Regions from separate parts of the Homo sapiens genome. Here region 2 is linked to region 1. A link is an interaction called in ENCODE POLR2A ChIA-PET data of the cell type or tissue named here. Cell type or tissue: PC-9. All regions are shown on one strand. Each heading gives the region's core, and the rest is flanking DNA. Links, peaks and the distances in the headings are about the cores only.

The links. Peaks named below come from ENCODE experiments on the same cell type or tissue, not always from the same donor. Only the 100,000 strongest peaks of a DNase experiment are listed, where the experiment ranks them.
Region 2: POLR2A ChIA-PET joins it to region 1 with 7 read pairs; 3 of 35 experiments call an interaction of 5 or more read pairs at or near these places.

The regions. Positions count from the first base shown.
Region 1 is chr3:195,696,413-195,700,799 of GRCh38, forward strand. All of the region lies in intron 2 of MIR570HG (MIR570 host gene), which reads left to right. It overlaps MIR570 (microRNA 570), which reads left to right and starts at 2,989; the gene lies at 2,989-3,085. LOC124909477 (a long non-coding RNA gene) reads left to right here and starts at 133. Exons shown (of 2, transcript XR_007096227.1): 1 at 133-177; 2 at 2,618-2,658. In PC-9, for the core only: no CTCF peak of the experiment used is centred there; DNase peaks (open chromatin) are centred at 1,629 and 2,369; H3K4me3 peaks cover 947 bases; H3K27ac peaks cover 3,402 bases.
Region 2 is chr3:195,845,115-195,849,501 of GRCh38, forward strand. The region is part of intron 1 of LINC01983 (long intergenic non-protein coding RNA 1983); the gene reads right to left. It overlaps LOC107984010 (a long non-coding RNA gene), which reads right to left and starts at 1,996. Exons shown (of 2, transcript XR_924880.3): 1 at 1,923-1,996. In PC-9, for the core only: no CTCF peak of the experiment used is centred there; DNase peaks (open chromatin) are centred at 2,227 and 4,077; H3K4me3 peaks cover 352 bases; H3K27ac peaks cover 3,243 bases.

The DNA.
Region 1 (4,387 bases), core at 264-4,263:
TGCTGACACTTATACAAAAATTAACTCAAGATGCATTAAAGATTTAAACGTGAGACCTAAAACCAGAAAAATCCTAGAAGAAAACCTAGGCAACACCATTGAGGACGTAAGCATGGGCAAAGACTTCATGACTAAAACACCAAAAGAAATGGCAACAAAAGCCAAAATTGACAAAAGGTATCTAATGAAACTAGAGAGCTTCTGCACAGCATGACTGTATTTCAGTGCACGTTTACCACCGAGCTCTTAACGCTCCACCACTGTCCTGTGTCATTAGGATCCCAGCTCTGCAGCCATTCCTCTAGTTGGGCCTGGGTCGGCTCTGGGATGCCGCGGGGGGGCCGGTCGGCGGCGGAGGGGCCAGTGGGGACCCGGGGCAGGGGCGGAGACCCCTCCCACTGCACATCCCACTGCCTGGGTATCTGGCCCCCAACCGGCCTGCCCGCTGCTCCCACCTCCCATGGTGGGTCGGGGGCTGAGGGCTGGGGACTGGGGCAGGGTACCCCAAATATCTCTCGGTGGCGATCGCTCAGTCCGTGCAGTCCATCCAGCTCCTGCATTGTCCGTCCTACCAATAACCTCTCACTTGCAATTCTCAGCCCCTTCCTGCATTGTCTCCCTGTGAGACCTACTAGAACCCCCGCCTTTCACACTGCTGACCTGCTGGGGGAAAATGCACAGAGGCAGAGACGAGGCCACGCGGGAGTCCTGATCTCTAACCCCAGCCGGTCTCAGGCCTTGCCGAGGCAACGCTGCTTCCCCAGACACTCTCCCTTTCCCATTCTTTTTTTTTTTTTTTTTTGAGTTGGAGTCTCGCTTTGCCACCCAGTCTGGAGTGCAGCGGCGCGATCTCAGCTCACTGCACCCTCCACCTCCTGGGTTCAAGCGATTCTCCTGCCTCAGCCTCCCAAGTAGCTGGGATTACAGGCACACACCACCATGCCTGGCTAATTTTTGTATTTTTAGTAGAGATGGGGTTACACCATGTTGGCCAGGCTGGTCTCAAATGCCCGACTTCAGGTGATCCACCCGCCTCGAGCTCCCAAAGTGCTGGGATTACAGGCGTGAGCCATCGCGCCTGCCTTTACTTTCCCATTCTTAACGCCTCCCGTTTCAGACCTGTCCCCTTTTCCCCGCATTTCTGACTGTCACGGCACATCACAACCAGCAGACAGGGCTTCCCCTATTTCACAGGAGAAATAGAAGCCATCAGATGGGACCTCCTTCAAAGTCCTGCCACCAAACCTCAGCATGTACCTGGACCCACATGTATCCTCTTTTCCTTTGGGATTGAATTAGAGAGGTGCCGCTCGAAACCCGCTCCTGGGTGGGAGTCTTGGCTCTATCAGTTATGCCTCTATTCTGTATGTTTAACCTCGCCCTCGTAGGGGCATAAAACAGCATTTAAACAGGATCAAGCTTTCCATTTTAAAACTCCATACACTCCCTTAATTTCATCTCCTCCTCCACCTACTGCCCCATGTCTCTCCCTCTTCCTGGCTAAACGTCTCAAAAAAGTGGATACACTTTCTGTCAACTCCTAAACACTCCTCACGCTCATTTGGCCTCTGCTCCTCCCTTCCTCCTCCCACTTCATTGGAACTACTTCTGCCAAAGAGGATCCCTGAGTCAGCCTGACTGGTAACCCCAATGGACTCTACTCAATATGCAACATCCTTCACTTCTTAGCAGAGTTTGAAACAGCCTGACTCTCCTCTTCTGGCAACATTCTTTTCCTTGGTTTGGGGACGCTGTACTGTTCTGGTTTTGCCCCTCCCTCCGAGCATTCCTTGTGTTTGTCCTGGCCCATTTTCTCCTCTCATTCTACATCCTCTCCCCGGGGATTTTAGCTTCTCTCACGGCTCAGGTTACCATCTCCATAGTGATGACTATCAAATTCTGTACCTCATTTCCAGAGGCTCCTGACAGACTTGCTTGGTCAATATACTACTGGACATATTCATGAGACTGTCTCACACAGGCATCTCGAACCCAGTGTGTCCCACAATTCTCTTCCTATCCATGCCTGTTCCTCTTCCACTGCCTCATATGTCGGTGACTGTCCACCTTCTCTCTCTCTCCCCCTCTCCGTTTGGCTCATAGGAAAAGTGTCACCAAGGGCTGTAAGTGCAGATTTCTAATTATCCCCTAAATTTGAACATTTTTCCTCTCGAAAGTGTATGGCCATTACCCTATTACAGATCAACATCTTCAATCACTGGAATGATGGCAATAATCTAATTGGGTTCATTTTATCCTCTATCTAACAATGACAACTCATTGCCTACACAGCAGGTAGAAGGAGTTTGTTTTCAGAATTGCCCTCTGACCTATTTAAGACGCTCAGATATTCCCTGAGGCTCCTTGGCCTGGCCACAAAGGCCCTACACATTCTGGCTGCTTCCTCCTTTCCAGCATCCTCTCTCACGTCTCCTCTCCTCAGTTCCACCCTCAGGAGGCACCAGAATTCCTCACTTCTTTGACTACAAGGCACCGTCTTACTCCCAAGACCAGTGAATCCGAAGGTGGACCACCAGCTGAGGGACTAGATTCCAGACTGAATAGAACAACTTTCCCTGTCTCTCCACATAAAGTGTGTTTGTTTTTCCTCTTACAGGTTTCCTTAATGACAACAAAAAAGGGAGTAATCCTACCCACTGTAAGAGTCATGACTCTTGATTGCAGCTGACAGAAACTCATGACAGCCTGCTTTAGATGAAGGGGGAGAGAAGGACTGGAAGAATCTTGGAGTTGGGAATGTCACACGTAATTGAAGGAAGAACAAGAAAACTATAGTAAAGAACCCTGGGGTGGTGATGTAGTCATGGGCCAAGTGTCCTGGAACCCTGGGGTGGTGATGTAGTTGTGGGCCAAGTGTCCTGGAACCCTGGGGTGGTGATGTAGTCATGGGCCAAGTGTCCTGGAACCCTGGGGTGGTGATGTAGTTGTGGGCCAAGTGTCCTGGGTTTTGGGTGGAGAAAGAGTCCCCTAGATAAGTTATTAGGTGGGTGCAAAGGTAATTGCAGTTTTTCCCATTATTTTAATTGCGAAAACAGCAATTACCTTTGCACCAACCTGATGGAGTCCCCCTTGCCATGCTTCTCTCTGTGAAAAACCCCAAGCCGAAGTCAGCATAACATCCACAGGACTCTATGTTTGCAAAAGCCAGCTTAGCTATATTACATGTATAAGCACATTTTTTCAATAAGTCAGCCTTAGCTTACTGTAACTTTTTAACTTTATAAACTTAGTATTTTAACTTTTTAAACTTTTTTGTTGAAAACTAAGACACAAAAACACATGTTAGCCTAGATCCACACAGGGTCAGGGTCATCAGTATCACTGTCTTCCACCTCCACATTTTGTCTCTCTGGAAGGTCTTCAGGGGCAATAACACACATGGAGCTGTCATCGCCTGTGGTAACAATGCCTTCTACAGTACTTCCCAAAGGGCCTGCTAGTTCACTTAATTCTTTTATAGAGAGAAGGAGTACACTCTAAAACACTGATCAATAGTATATTATAGTAAATACATAAACCAGGAACACATTTATTATCATTATCACGTATTGTGTATTGTACAGAATGGTGTGTGCTGTGCTATCCAGGAACACATTTATTATCATTATCAAGTATTGTGTACTGTACAGAATGGTGTGCGCTGTGCTTTTATGCAAGTGGCAGCACAGTAGCTTTACACGAGCATCACTAGACACATGAGTAGCATTGCACTCGGCAACAGGAATTTTTTCAGGCCCATTATTATAATCTTATGGGACCGCATCCTATATGCAGTTTGTCATTGACCAAAATGTCCTTATGCGATGCATGACTATATTTGCAAAGGACTAGTATCTAGAATACATTTAAAAGTCTTAAAATAGTAACAAAACAAAGAATGCAATTAGAACATGAGCAAAAGATACAAAGCAACATTTCACTGGAGAAGATATACAGATTGCAAATAAGCACATGAAAAGATGTTTGATACCATTAGGGAAACGCTTCTTTAAACCAGGAGATATCACCACGTGTTAGAATCAACAAAATAAGGCCAGGCATGGTGGCTCACACCTGTAATCCCAACACTTTGGGAGGCTGGGGCAGGCAGATCACATGAGATCAGGAATTCAAGACCAACCTGGCCAACATGGCAAAACCCTGTCTCTGCTGAAAACACAAAAATTAGCCAGGTGTGGTGGCACACGCCTGTAGTCCTAGCACCTTGGGAGGCTGAGGCAAGATAATTGCTTAAACCCAGGAGACGGAGGTTGCAGTAAGCTGAGATCATGCCACTGCGCTCCAGCCTGGGCGACAGAGCAAGATTATGTCTCAAAAAAAAAAAAAAAAAAAAGAATCACCAAAATAAAAAATAGTAACAATACTA
Region 2 (4,387 bases), core at 310-4,309, 150 kb after region 1:
AAGGAAAGTCCTCTTTCCTGCAGGGCTGTGAATTAAAGAATGGGCAGAGTTTACGTTTAAGTAAGCCAGTGTCTGCTCAATTTCCTAATGTACACATTTGTTTTCTTTTTAATTATTCCTTGTTCTTAAAAATACTAGGAGAGGCCGGGCACAGTGGCTCATGCCTGTAATCCCAGCACTTTGGGGGGCCGAGGTAGGTGGATCACCTGAGGTCAGGAGTTCAAGACCAGCCTGAACAACATGGTGAAACCCCGTCTCTACTACAATTACGAAATTAGCCGGGCGTGGTGGTGCATGCCTGTAATCCCAGCTACTTGGGAGGCTGAGGCAGGAGAATTGCTTGAACCCGGAAGGCAGAGGTTGTGGTGAGCCGAGATCGTGCCATTACACTCCAGCCTGGGCAACAAGAGTGAAACTCCGTCTCAACAAAAACAAAAACAAAAATCCTAGAAGAATAGAAGAAAACATAGATCTTTTTCTTTCTTTCTCATTCTTTCGTTCTTTCTTTCTTCTCTCTCCTTCCTCCCTCCCTCACTCTTTTTCTTTCTTTCTTTCTCTTTCTTTCTTTCTTTCCTTTCTTTCTCCATCCTTCCTCCCTTCCTCCCTCTTTCTCGCTTGCTCTCTCTCTTTCTCTCTTTATCTCTTTCTTTCTTTCTTGTTCTCACTTTGTCACCCAGGCTAGAGTGCAGTGGTGCAATCCCCACTCACTGCAGCTTCAACCTCCTGAGGTTCAAGCGATCCCCCTGCCTCAGTCCCCCAAGTCTGAGACTACAGGCATGCACCACCTCTTCAGGCCAATTTTTGTATTTTTTGTAGAGATGCATTTTTACCATGTTGCCCAGGCTGGGAAAACATAGATTTTCTAGTGCCCTTAAACTTATGATGTAATCTAACTCATTTAAATAATTAATAACTTCAGCAGTATTACTGCAATACTGTATACTGGCCAAAATTACAAAGTGAAGAGTAAGTCAGCTGCATCAATTTCAAAAGGCATGCTTTCATTGTACTTTATGTATAAATTGTATCTGTTCAAGTTGTATATATTGATATTGTTGTATATATGCAGCATGGTTAAATAAGAATAACAATTTTTTACCTAAAAAAAAAAAATAAATGGAAATAGCAGTAATCCTGGACCAGAGGAGAGCACTGGATCTCAACCTAGAATGGAGGCCCTCCTACAGACACCCTGGCCTGTGAGGGAGCAGGGCCCAGGGTAGGGGACCCAGGAGGTCTGGCCGTGCAGATCGATTATGGAAGCTGTGAACAGTGGAGAAGAGTTATGCTTTGTTATTTTGTTTTGCTTTGGCAAATGTAACTAGGACAAAAATTGTCCTTCTTTCCCTAGGCAGCTATGGGAAATTCTGGCTTTGCCTATGTTACTAACCACTCCTCAGGAAACGAGAAAAGTGATCAGACTCTTCCGAGGAGGTCAGTCTCTGGAGTTGGCTAACCTTTCAGTTTAGCTCTTCAAGACCCACGGGCTTCCTGCAAACCTTGGCGGTGGCCTCCAGTGGAATATGAAGTGACCAGCAAAGTCCCATGCGGGGGGCTGGTGCATGTTTTCGAAGGAGGAATCGTATCAGAAGCTGAAGGCAGCTCACATCACAACTTGTTTGCAGGGATTTTGTCGCATCTTTCAGTAAAATTAGCAAAAGTGTGACAGCAGTTATAGAGATGTCTGCTGAGGCTGGAAAAATAGCCAGTGGGTGACTCTGCCTCCCCAGTGAGGCTGTGGGACGAGACCTCCCAGGCTAGGCTGCAACTAAACGGCAGAACCGAATGACAGAGAGTGGCAAAAAAATCATTAAGCAGTTTTAGATCAAAACATCTTCCCACTGGGCAAGTATATAATTTTCCCCACCAAGATCACCAAGATCAGACAAGGGGGCCGGGTGCGGTGGCTCATGAGTACTTACCGTGTACCTGTTACTTGCCAGGCTGTGGGTACAGGAGATAAACCTGGTCTCTGCCCTCATGGAGCTTCCTGTCTAGTGGGAAATCTTTCCCCAGCTGTCTGGTGTCCACTCCCTCTGCCTGCCCACTTCTGACCCTTGCCCTCTTCCTCCCCCGCCCTGGGCCTCGCTCCTCTCTTGGCACCTATGGGCAGAGAAAGAGGTTGCCCAGGTTATCAGCCACACCCCTTTGGGCTCCGTTTCCATTTCGGAGTGTGGCCTGGTCTCTGCTCTCCCCAGGGAGGTTTTGTGCATTAGTCACTCGGCTTGCGGAACATGGGTCAGCAGAGATGATGGGGTCACCAGGAGGACAAGGCTGCAGAGCAAGGACTTGCCCCAGAGTCTCACCGCCTCTGGGCCCCTCTGGAATGACCACGGCCAAGCCTGTCCTGGGGAGAAAAGAAGGCACAGGCCGGTGATGGGTCTAGCTGGGGCTGGCGCTAGGTGCGGGGCCCCACCGGTGACATGCCTGATCTGTCCACACGCCCGGAGGAGGGCAGTCCCGGCTGTCCTGGGCTGGCCTGCGCTGCCCCCTTCCCTCCTTTCCAGCCTGTCACAAACCCTGGCACTTCCTGCTTGGTGCCTCGGTTCAGGCCTGGGTCTTGCTCCCTGGGACCAAGGAGGGGCTTCCTCCCTGATCACCCCCGCCCCGGACACCACACCTTCGGTTCACCCTGTGCCCACCTCTGCAGACTCCCAGGAGCAGCCCTGCACAGCGCCTCCCCCACCTCCAAGCCGGACCAGGCCACACCCTCCCCAGTGCTTCTCCTGCTCATCCATGGACAACGCTACAGGCCACCGAGTTGGCCCCCACACCCTTCCTGGGGGTGGGGGTATCTTTATGAAAATGGAGGGGAAATAGAGATGCTCTCAGCATAACAGTGCACCAGAGTCGTGAGGCCACCAATGATGGCAAAAGAAAGGTGCGCTGGTTTTGTGGCTGTGCCTTTCCGAGGGCCATTTTCTTTCACCCTCTCCCCTCCTCCATGGCTCCTAAAGTCTTCTCGTCTGCTCCAGGAAGAGGAAGATTGGACGGAGCCAAGGTCCTGGGTGGATAGAAGGGCCTCCAGGACCCCCTGGATGTGGAGGAGGGAGGGAAAAGCTAGGGTAGAGCAGAAAGAATCCCCAGTGTCCCCATCCTGGGCGAAGGCGGCTCTGAACATGTAAATATTTGATGGATTTACAAGAAAGATTTCCTTCTGGAATAGACTGTATCTTTACACTCTTTCAGATAACATGGGAATAGTTGAAGAGTCCTAATGTTACAAGGAAGGGGTCTCGATCTAGATCCCAAGAGAGGGTTCTTGGATCTTGTGCAAGAAATAATTCAGGGTGTGTCTGTAAAGTGAAAGCAAGTTTATTTTTTTGTTTGTTTGTTTTTATTTCGAGACAGAGTCGCTCTGTCACCCAGGCTGGAGTGCAGTGGCATGATCTCGGTTCACTGCAACCTCCGGCTCCCAGGTTCAAGCCATTCACCTGCCTCAGCCTCCCGAGTAGCTGGGATTACAGGCGCCCGCACCACGCCTGGCTAATTTTTGTATTTTTAGTAGAGACAGGGTTTCACCATGTTGGCCAGGCTGGTCTCGAACTCTTGACCTCATGATCCACCACCCGCCCCAGCCCCTGGCCTCTCAAAGTGCTGGGATGACAGGCGTGAGCCACCATGCCCGGCCCGAAAGCAAGTTTATTAAGAAAGTAGAGGAATAAAAGAACAGCTGCACCACAGATGGAGGCCTGAGGGCTGCTTTGCCCATTTTTATGGCTCTCTCTTGCTGATATGCTAAACAAGGGGTGGATTATCCATGCCTCCCCTTGCTAGACCATGTAGGGGAACTTCCTGATGTTGCCATGGCATTTGTAAACTGTCATGGTGCTGGTGGGCGTGTAGCCATGAGGACGCCCAGAGGTCACTCTCATGGCCATCTTGGTTTTGGTGGGATTGAGCCGGTTTCTTTACTGCACCCTGTTTTATCAGCAAGGTCTTTATGACCTGTATCTTGTGCCAACCTCCTATCTCATCCTGTGACTTAGAATGCCTTCACCATCTGGGAATGCAGCCCAGTAGGTTTCGGCCTCATGTTACCCAGCTCCCATTCAAGATGCAGTCGCTCTGGTTCACACGCCTCTGACACGAATAACAACAGCTAAGGATGATCGAGTCTCTACCGCATGCCAAGCACTTAGCATTGTGACCACTCTTTGTGGCAAATTCTTTTGATGTCTATGATACGGAAGAGAAAACCAAGGCTCGAGAAGGGTGAGAAAGTTGTTCGCGATCCTACACCCAGGCGGGAGTGGGGTATGCCCAGGCGGTCTTGACGAAAGCCCACGTTCCTAGCCATGACACTGGTGAGGTGGCCACGAAGAGGAAGGGACCTCCCATCACTCCGAGGCCCAGCTGCAGCCCTTGGAAGGCTGCACACCTGAGC